2 separate regions of the Homo sapiens genome follow, and region 1 is linked to region 2. Evidence: read pairs that join two places in POLR2A ChIA-PET (ENCODE). Cell type or tissue: Panc1. All regions are shown on one strand. Each heading gives the region's core, and the rest is flanking DNA. Links, peaks and the distances in the headings are about the cores only. Region 1 holds the start of LOC105375497 (a long non-coding RNA gene). Region 2 overlaps GARIN1B (golgi associated RAB2 interactor 1B).

The links. Peaks named below come from ENCODE experiments on the same cell type or tissue, not always from the same donor. Only the 100,000 strongest peaks of a DNase experiment are listed, where the experiment ranks them.
Region 1: POLR2A ChIA-PET joins it to region 2 with 6 read pairs; 3 of 35 experiments call an interaction of 5 or more read pairs at or near these places.

Annotation. Positions count from the first base shown.
Region 1 is chr7:128,888,621-128,893,006 of GRCh38, reverse strand. KCP (kielin cysteine rich BMP regulator) reads left to right here. Exons shown (of 40, transcript NM_001366122.1): 14 at 1-138; 15 at 213-319; 16 at 400-493; 17 at 1,188-1,361; 18 at 1,474-1,556; 19 at 1,729-1,822; 20 at 1,911-2,102; 21 at 2,494-2,664; 22 at 3,968-4,144. LOC105375497 (a long non-coding RNA gene) reads right to left here and starts at 1,778. Exons shown (of 4, transcript XR_927958.2): 1 at 1,704-1,778. RefSeq lists enhancers at 1-344, 1,294-1,884, 1,885-2,474, 2,475-3,065. In Panc1, for the core only: no CTCF peak of the experiment used is centred there; no DNase peak of the experiment used is centred there; H3K4me3 peaks cover 735 bases.
Region 2 is chr7:128,721,035-128,725,420 of GRCh38, reverse strand. GARIN1B (golgi associated RAB2 interactor 1B) reads right to left here. Exons shown (of 7, transcript NM_001282788.3): 4 at 2,103-2,224. Among named protein-coding and RNA genes, the nearest start is that of GARIN1B, 7.8 kb to the right of the region's middle. In Panc1, for the core only: no CTCF peak of the experiment used is centred there; no DNase peak of the experiment used is centred there; H3K27me3 peaks cover 272 bases.

The sequences.
Region 1 (4,386 bases), core at 288-4,287, 170 kb before region 2:
GAGAGGAGTTTGCTGAGGGAGTCCAGTGGGAGCCTGATGGTCGGCCCTGCACCGCCTGCGTCTGTCAAGATGGGGTACCCAAGTGCGGGGCTGTGCTCTGCCCCCCAGCCCCCTGCCAGCACCCCACCCAGCCCCCTGGTGAGTGCCTGGGCTGATCCTGGCTTTCTTCCCCTGCATTACCCAGCTCACCCTGACCAGCCTGCCCCACCCAGGTGCCTGCTGCCCCAGCTGTGACAGCTGCACCTACCACAGCCAAGTGTATGCCAATGGGCAGAACTTCACGGATGCAGACAGCCCTTGCCATGCCTGCCACTGTCAGGTAACTGCCCAGCCTTGCTGCTGCCCTGCTGAGCCCCTCCTGGGCATGCCCCGATTGCTCTCTCCCCTGCTCTCTCGCAGGATGGAACTGTGACATGCTCCTTGGTTGACTGCCCTCCCACGACCTGTGCCAGGCCCCAGAGTGGACCAGGCCAGTGTTGCCCCAGGTGCCCAGGTATGTGGGCACTCACTGGGCCTGAGGGGATCAGGGCCCCAGAGGCTGCTGTCCCACAGCCCCATGGGCCCAACAGGTACCTTAGAAAGCAATGGCCTTCTGAATTGTTTCAGTCTTGTTTCAGAGCTTAGAACTCTCTGGAACTCACGGGGTGTGGGTGGGAGGGAGAGTAGAGAGATTTGTTTATTCCTGCCTGTACCTACACCACCCTCTCCTCCCATGCTCCATTTCCTCTTCTAGTAACTACTGCCCCCCGCCCCACCACGCTAGGGCCCCCACCCCCCTACCCCCCAGGTAAACCCATGTATCTACCTGGATAACACAGGTTCATGAGCAGGCACTTGAGCCTGCCACGTAGGAGGCCGGGTGCTGGGATGCATGGGACACGTCCCTGCCCGCATAGAGAGTCTGTGTGAGGGCGTGTGTCAAACACAGGTACACACATGTGTAAGCACTCCCCTTCTTCCCCTCAGAGACACACATCTGCCTGCAGGTGAATGACCCCCAATGCGCACGCACACTCGTGTGTGCTCACAACGATACACATGCCTGCACACATGTGCACATGGCCACTTCCTCCTCTTTCCCCTCGAGTCAGCTTCCAAGTGGGCACTTGTGTGGCGGCTCTGGACTCCAGGGCTGGAGGGACTGTCAGGCTTTGCCCTCATACCTGCCCCCACCATCCACTGCCCAGACTGCATCCTGGAGGAAGAGGTGTTTGTGGACGGCGAGAGCTTCTCCCACCCCCGAGACCCCTGCCAGGAGTGCCGATGCCAGGAAGGCCATGCCCACTGCCAGCCTCGCCCCTGCCCCAGGGCCCCCTGTGCCCACCCGCTGCCTGGGACCTGCTGCCCGAACGACTGCAGCGGTGAGGTGGGCGGGTCAGGGCGGCCTTCTGGGATGGGATGGCATGGCCCCCGGAAGGCAGCACGCCCTGGGGCAGTCGCCCTCTCCCAGGCTATAGCCCCTCCCTCCCCCAGGCTGTGCCTTTGGCGGGAAAGAGTACCCCAGCGGAGCGGACTTCCCCCACCCCTCTGACCCCTGCCGTCTGTGTCGCTGTCTGGTGAGTCTGCACCTGGGTGGGAGGCGCCCAGGGGAGTGGAGGCGGGACTTGCAGAGGCCAGGAGAGGCCCGCCCAGGTGGGAGGGGTGGGACCTGGTGGCACTGGGTGGGAGGGGTCTCCTCGGCCTCCCCCAACTAACCCACTGACCCGTGGTGCGTCTGTCGGTCCGTAGAGCGGCAACGTGCAGTGCCTGGCCCGCCGCTGCGTGCCGCTGCCCTGTCCAGAGCCTGTCCTGCTGCCGGGAGAGTGCTGCCCGCAGTGCCCAGGTAGGGGCCGCACCCCTCGGCTGCTCCTCCCTGGGGGTCCCCTCGGAGGCCTGTTCCTGGGCCCCTTTGATGCGCTGTCTCGCCGCAGCCGCCCCAGCCCCCGCCGGCTGCCCACGGCCCGGCGCGGCCCACGCCCGCCACCAGGAGTACTTCTCCCCGCCCGGCGATCCCTGCCGCCGCTGCCTCTGCCTCGACGGCTCCGTGTCCTGCCAGCGGCTGCCCTGCCCGCCCGCGCCCTGCGCGCACCCGCGCCAGGGGCCTTGCTGCCCCTCCTGCGACGGTAACGCCCTGGCGGTGCCCCTCCCGGCCACCCGCGTCCTGCCGCCCCGCCCCGCCCCGGAGCGCCCTGCCCAGTCCCCTTCCTCCAGGCCCGCTCCGCCCACGTCGGGGATCTTGTTAGGAATGTAGTGTCCGGTCAGCATGGCCTGGGAGCCAGCCGGCACGGCCCTCCATCCCCCACGGCCCCCAGCCCCCCACGACACCCATCCTCCACGGACCTCAGCCTCCACGGAGCCCACGGCCTCCCCGCCCTCACGGACCCCCAGCCCCCACGACCTCCAGCCCCCACGGCCCCCACGACACCCGTCCTCCACGCCCCTCAACCCCACGACCACCAAGTCCCCACAGCCCTCTAGTCCCCACGGCCCCCCAGCCCCTGCCCTTCTCCCCAGGCTGCCTGTACCAGGGGAAGGAGTTTGCCAGCGGGGAGCGCTTCCCATCGCCCACTGCTGCCTGCCACCTCTGCCTTTGCTGGGAGGGCAGCGTGAGCTGCGAGCCCAAGGCATGTGCCCCTGCACTGTGCCCCTTCCCTGCCAGGGGCGACTGCTGCCCTGACTGTGATGGTGAGGGTCATGGGATAGGGAGCTGCCGGGGTGGGATGCGGGAGACCAGAGGGCTGGGTCAGAATAATCTTTACTGCCCTAGGGTGGATCTAAAATATTTATTACAGTAAGAAAAAGCCCCGAGGCTGGGAGCCCTAGCTGAAGCCTGTGACCCCGACAATTTGGGAGGCTGAGGCAGGAGGATCACTTGAGCCCAGGAGTTCAAGACCAGCCTGGGCAACATAGAGAGATCTTGTCTCTACACAAAAAATTTAAAATCAGCTGGTCGTGGTGCCTCTTGTAGTTCCATCTACTCCGGAGGCTGAGGTGGGAGGATTGCCCAGGAGTTTGAGGCTACAGTGAACCGTGTTTTCACCACTGCACTCCAGGCTGGGTGACAGAGTGAGACCTTGTCTCAAAAAAAAAAAAAAAAAAAAAAAAAAGCCTGACACTAAAGCCTGGATCTTCTCCTGCCTCTGTTGCTATTTGCCGTGTGGTCTTGGGCAAGTTACATAGCCTCTCTGGGCCTAAATTTGGCTCTTGTAAAAAGACCCAGTCCCCCAGTCCCCCTGTCTTCCCTCACTCTTGTGCGATCTTGGCCATTTTGGCCACTTGCCCTTACCAACTGTAATTTTATTTACTATTTGCCTTCCAATTAACTCACTTATTAATTTAATTTGATTTAGAAAGGAGTTTTATATCACACTGTAAGTGGAAAATTAGACTTGCCAGGACCACATTACCATAAAAATGAATATAATTAAAATTATAATGTTGTTAAATCCTTGTCAGATACTTTTGCCCACCAAGGCTTTGAGCCTGAAATTCACCCTTCTTTTTTAAAAAGGGAGGTGAGCAAATGGCAGAGGTGCCAAGAGCGGGCTGTCACCACCCTGGGACCCCACCCCTTCCTGGATTCATCAGTGGGCTCGGAAGAGCGTGGGAAAGGCGCTACCTTGGGTCCACACCACCTGAGTCAGCTGGGGCTACTCCCAGCTCTCCGGGTTGGGAAACTGGTGCCTCTGGCAATGGCCTGCTGAGTATTTAACCCCAGGGGCAGCAGATTCCTTGTGGGTGTTTTTCTACAAATTAAACAGGAAGGTTTTTTGCAGGATAAAGGGGAGAAAGTTTGCCTTTTGGCCAATCCAAACCCCGCCCCCCTCACGACTGCTTTGCCCCCTGGGCTTGGCCTGTGACCCCCCAGCCCCCACGCTAGATCTTTGAGATCTTGGATGCATAACAGGCCCAAGCTCAGAGCCTATGACCACTGCCCTCTCATCCCTTTCTGTCCCTCCCCTCGGCCTCTCTGTCTCTTCTCTGAAAGGCTGTGAGTACCTGGGGGAGTCCTACCTGAGTAACCAGGAGTTCCCAGACCCCCGAGAACCCTGCAACCTGTGTACCTGTCTTGGAGGCTTCGTGACCTGCGGCCGCCGGCCCTGTGAGCCTCCGGGCTGCAGCCACCCACTCATCCCCTCTGGGCACTGCTGCCCGACCTGCCAGGGTAGAGCCACACCTGCCCTTCCATTCCCCCTGCTGGGGCTCCCGGGGTGCCTTTCTCACCGATTCCACTTTCCTCCCAGCCCTCCCACTGCCTGCCGCTCCACCATACTTTTCTCTCACTCTCCGACTCCCTCACCTTTGATAGAGGTCCCGGGCACGGCTGTGTGTTTGTATGTATGTGTGTGTGTATGTGTGGCTCTGTGTGTGTGTGGCTGTGTATGTGTGTGTGTCTGTATGTGTGTG
Region 2 (4,386 bases), core at 139-4,138:
CCTGGGCAACAGAGTGAGACTGTCTCAAAAAAGAAAGAAAAAGGAAGGAAGGAAGGAAGGAAGGAAGGAAGGAAGGAAGGAAAGTGATTTGATAATTTGAGATAGCCAAAAAGCAGTTTCAAAATACCTTGCTCTATTAGAGTCCAGTGCCCTCTAGCTCAGCAATATGACATCTCATCGAGAAGTTCCTTAATTACAGAGCTCTGTATGATATATGGAGTGACAATCTCCAGGATATATTCTTTATACTGGGCAACAGATAAGTCTTTTTCTTGTGTTAATAGTTTTCTACCTCCAGCCAAGTTAGAATTAACAATACAAGTTAATACTTATTGAGAGCTTACTTACAATTTGCCTCTAAATCTGCTGAGTAGCATTCTAAGTGCTTGGTGCATATGAGCTCATTGGATCCTGACATCTGGATGGCGTTGGCACTATTTTCATTTCCATTTTACAGATCTGAAGACTGAGCCCCCAGGTTTCGATATGCTCAAGGGTGCAGTCAGAGCAATGACTTGGGCCCATGTCTTTGCGAGCTCTTCGTTGCTATAAGCGCTTGCCTCCTCCAAGCTGTACTGGTTTTCAGTTTATTACCAGTGCTCAGAAAGAAAGGGAATTTGTTCTGCCTCTGAACTGCTGGTCCAACTGGTTCCTGTTGTGACAAAATTCTCCTCTCTGACACCTCATTTTTCTCTCCTGGTGACATTTGCTAATTTATTTCTGTTCTCTCCTTTCTATTAAACCATAAGTAATAGGCACTAGGACCCTGGATCCCACTTTATCTGGGACTGAATATTCTGTGGTACCCTCTGGTCTAAGTACGCTCAACTCCTGTCTCTTTTAAACCAACCAGTTTTATACCAAGACTTAATGCTAAGTCATCTGTACATACAGCGACATTTCCTCAGCCATGAAGAAGATAGATCTGTAGCATGGAGCTTTCCAGAACAGACTCTATATTAAGAAAACGATCACAGAAGCTCCATAAAGTCCAAGCAGAGACCTTGGGTGAGTAGGTAAGTAAATCCAATAAGTTGACAATGTTTTAAACAATGGTTTTGGTTATTTCCCTGTAGGACTAGAAACTGGATTAGAAATTAGGTTTTACATGACTGGGCACAGTGGCTCACGCCTGTAGTCCTGGCACTTTGGGAGGCTGAGACAGGTGGATCACTTTAGGTCAGGAATTCGAGACCAGCCTGGCCAGCATGGTGAAACCCTGTCTCTACTAAAAATACAATAATTAGCTGGGCGTGGTGATGTGTGTCTGTAATCCCAGCTACTTGGGAGGCTGAGGCAGGAGAATCACATCAACCCAGGAGGCAGAGGTTGCAGTGAGCCGAGACTGTGCCACTGCACTCCAGCCTGGGCGACAGAGTGAGACTCTTGTCTCACGTAAACAAATGAACAACAACAACAAAAAGAAATTTAGGTTTTACTTTTTCACCTGTATACCTAACTTATCCTCATTGTTGGAGAACTACTTTTCATTTTTTATAGTAGTCCTCCTCTGGAGTCAAGCCCACCATGCTTGCTGTGTGGAGAAGAAGAACAAGGCAAGAAGAGCTGGAGGAAGGTTGTCCTGAGTCAAGGATAAAGACTGAACAGTGACTGGGCGCGGTGGCTCATGCCTGTAATCCCAGCACTTTGGGAGGCCGAGGCGGGCAGCTCACCTGAGGTCAGGAGTTCCAGACCAGCCTGGCCAATATGGTGAAACCCTGTCTCTACTAAAAATACAAAAATTAGTTGGGGGCATGGTGGCACATGCCTGTAGTCCCAGCTACTCAGGAGGCTGAGGCGGGAGAATCGCTTGAACCCTGGGCGACGGAGTGAGAGCCTATCTCAAAAAGGAAAAAAAAAAAAAAAAGACTGGATAGTGAGTGGCAGTATATCGAGGCCAGGCTGGTCTCAAATTCCTGACCTCAAGCAATCCATCTGCCTTGACCTCCCAAAGTGCCGGGAATACAGGCGTGAGCCACCGTGCCTGGTCACGTAAAACCCTGCGCTCATTAACCAAGCTATTTGGTTTCTGGATCTCACAGCCCAGACCATCTGGGTTGCAGGAGGGAATGTCAGAGGCTGGCTTGATTTAAGTCATGTACCTCAACTGGTTCTGCTGGTGTAAGTCGGCAAAAATCTGAGACAGGGCTTCACTCTCCCCCTTGGTCATTAGCTGAATGAGACTCTCGCTGGGCTGGGAGGCTTGGAGTTTCTTCTGTACTAACTATATGAAGAAAAAAAGCAGAACCAGGTGGTTAAGGCCTTGGGGTCTTCACATTTTCCTAATATCATGGTCCAGACTCTAAAGTGTTGGAACTCAAAATTTTCCAAAGTGCAGCCACACCAGCTGCTCACAGAGGCAATTCTGAGGCCATATTTTTTGGTTTACACTCCTCGTATTGGTAAAAATGTCCTTTTGTGCCTTAAGGGTAATATCTTCATTACATACTTTTAACATTACTTAACAGATACTTATTCCTATTAATATACCTTAATATAATGTATGAATAGCCTATTAATATAAGCTTTAATAAAGTTTATGCTGTTTGGTTTTATACTTAAATGTAGGGGAATCATATATTTGTTATAGAAATTTAATTAGTGGAGTTTTTTTTTTGAGGCAGAGTCTCGCTCTTATAGCCAGGCTGGAGTGCAGTGGTGCGATCTCGGCTCACTGAGACCTCTGCCTCCTGGGTTCAGACGATTCTCCTGCCTCAGCCTCCCAAGTAGCTAGGACTACAGGTGTCTGCCACCACACCTAGCTAATTTTTGTATTTTTAGTAGAGACGGGGTTTCACCATGTTGGCCAGGCTGGTCTCGATCTCCTGACCTCGTGATCTGCCCACCTTGGCCTCCCAAAGTGCTGGGATAATAAGCGTGAGCCACCGCGCCTGGCCTAATTGGTGTTTTAAAACTTAATTTCTCTAAGAAATATCCTATAGTGTGCTGCTTTTTACATCGGGGCAAAATTAATTTCTTTCCTGCTGCCTGTGATACTCAAAAGTGCTCCAGTTGTGCATGCTGTCCATGTCCATAGTCACTCATTCATTCCGTATTTATTGAATGCCAACTAGGAGCCAGGTACTAGGGATATAGCAGTAAAGAAGACAAACAGAAACCCCTGCCTTCATGGAGTTTCTGTTGTAGCTGAAGCCAGACTTACATTCATCATGTTCTGGGGCAAAAAGGCCCAGGTATCTTCACTGGTAAATTCTATCAAATATTTAAAGAAGAAGTAATAGCAATGCTTCATGAATTCTTTCAGAAAATAGAGGAGGGAATACTTTCCAACTTCTTCAATGAGGATAATATTAACTTAATACCAAAGCTAGGGGATCACAAAGATATCCCAAGAAAATTACAGACCAATATCTCTCATGAGCATAGATGCAAAATTCCTTAATGTAATGTAAGCAAACTGAATCTAGTAACATATAAAAAATAAGTATATACACCGTGACCAGGCAGATTTTATCGCAGGAACACAAAGTTGGTTTAACGTTAAAAAAAATCAATTCATGTAATATACTGTATTAACAGAATGAAGGACAAACCACATAATCATCTTAATAGATGCAGAGAAAGCATTTAACAAATCTAATACCCATTCATGATGAAAAAAGAAAAGAAAGAAAACTCTTTCAATAAATAGGAAGAAAGGGAATGTCCTCAATCAGATTAAGGGCATCTACAAATATTCATAATAAGCATCATACTTAACAGCAAAAAACTGAATGTTTTTTTCCTAAGATCAGGAACAAGACAAGGATGTCTGCTTTTGCCTCTTCTATTAAACATGTACTGGAGGTTCCAGCTAATGCAATAGAGCAATAAACAAATCTAGATTGGAAATGAAGATATGAAACTGTCCTTATTGCAGATGGCATGAGTGTGTGTGTGTGTGTGTGGTGTGTGTATGTAGAAGATCCCAAGGAATCTGTAAAACTGCTATAATGTATAATGAGGTTAATATTAAAAAACCAATTGTATTTCTAATACTATCAATGAATGACCCAAAAATGAAATTAAGAAAACACAAACACAGTTCTGGTCACAACAGCATCAACAACAATAAGATACTTAGGAAAACATTTAATCAAATAAGTGCAGAACTTGCAGAATTTGTCTACTAAAAACTACAAAATAGGCCAAGCATGTGGCTCCCAGCACTTTGGGAGGCTGAGGCAGGAGAACTGCTTGAGCCCAGGAGCTCAAGACCAACCTGGGCAACAGAGCAAGACCCCATTGCTATTAAAAACAAAACAAAAGCTACAAAACTTTGCTAAGGGAAACTAAAGTATTGAAATAAATGAAAAGACATTCCATATTCAGATGTTGGAAGACACAATATTATCAGATGGCACTTCTCCCCAAAGTGATGTATAA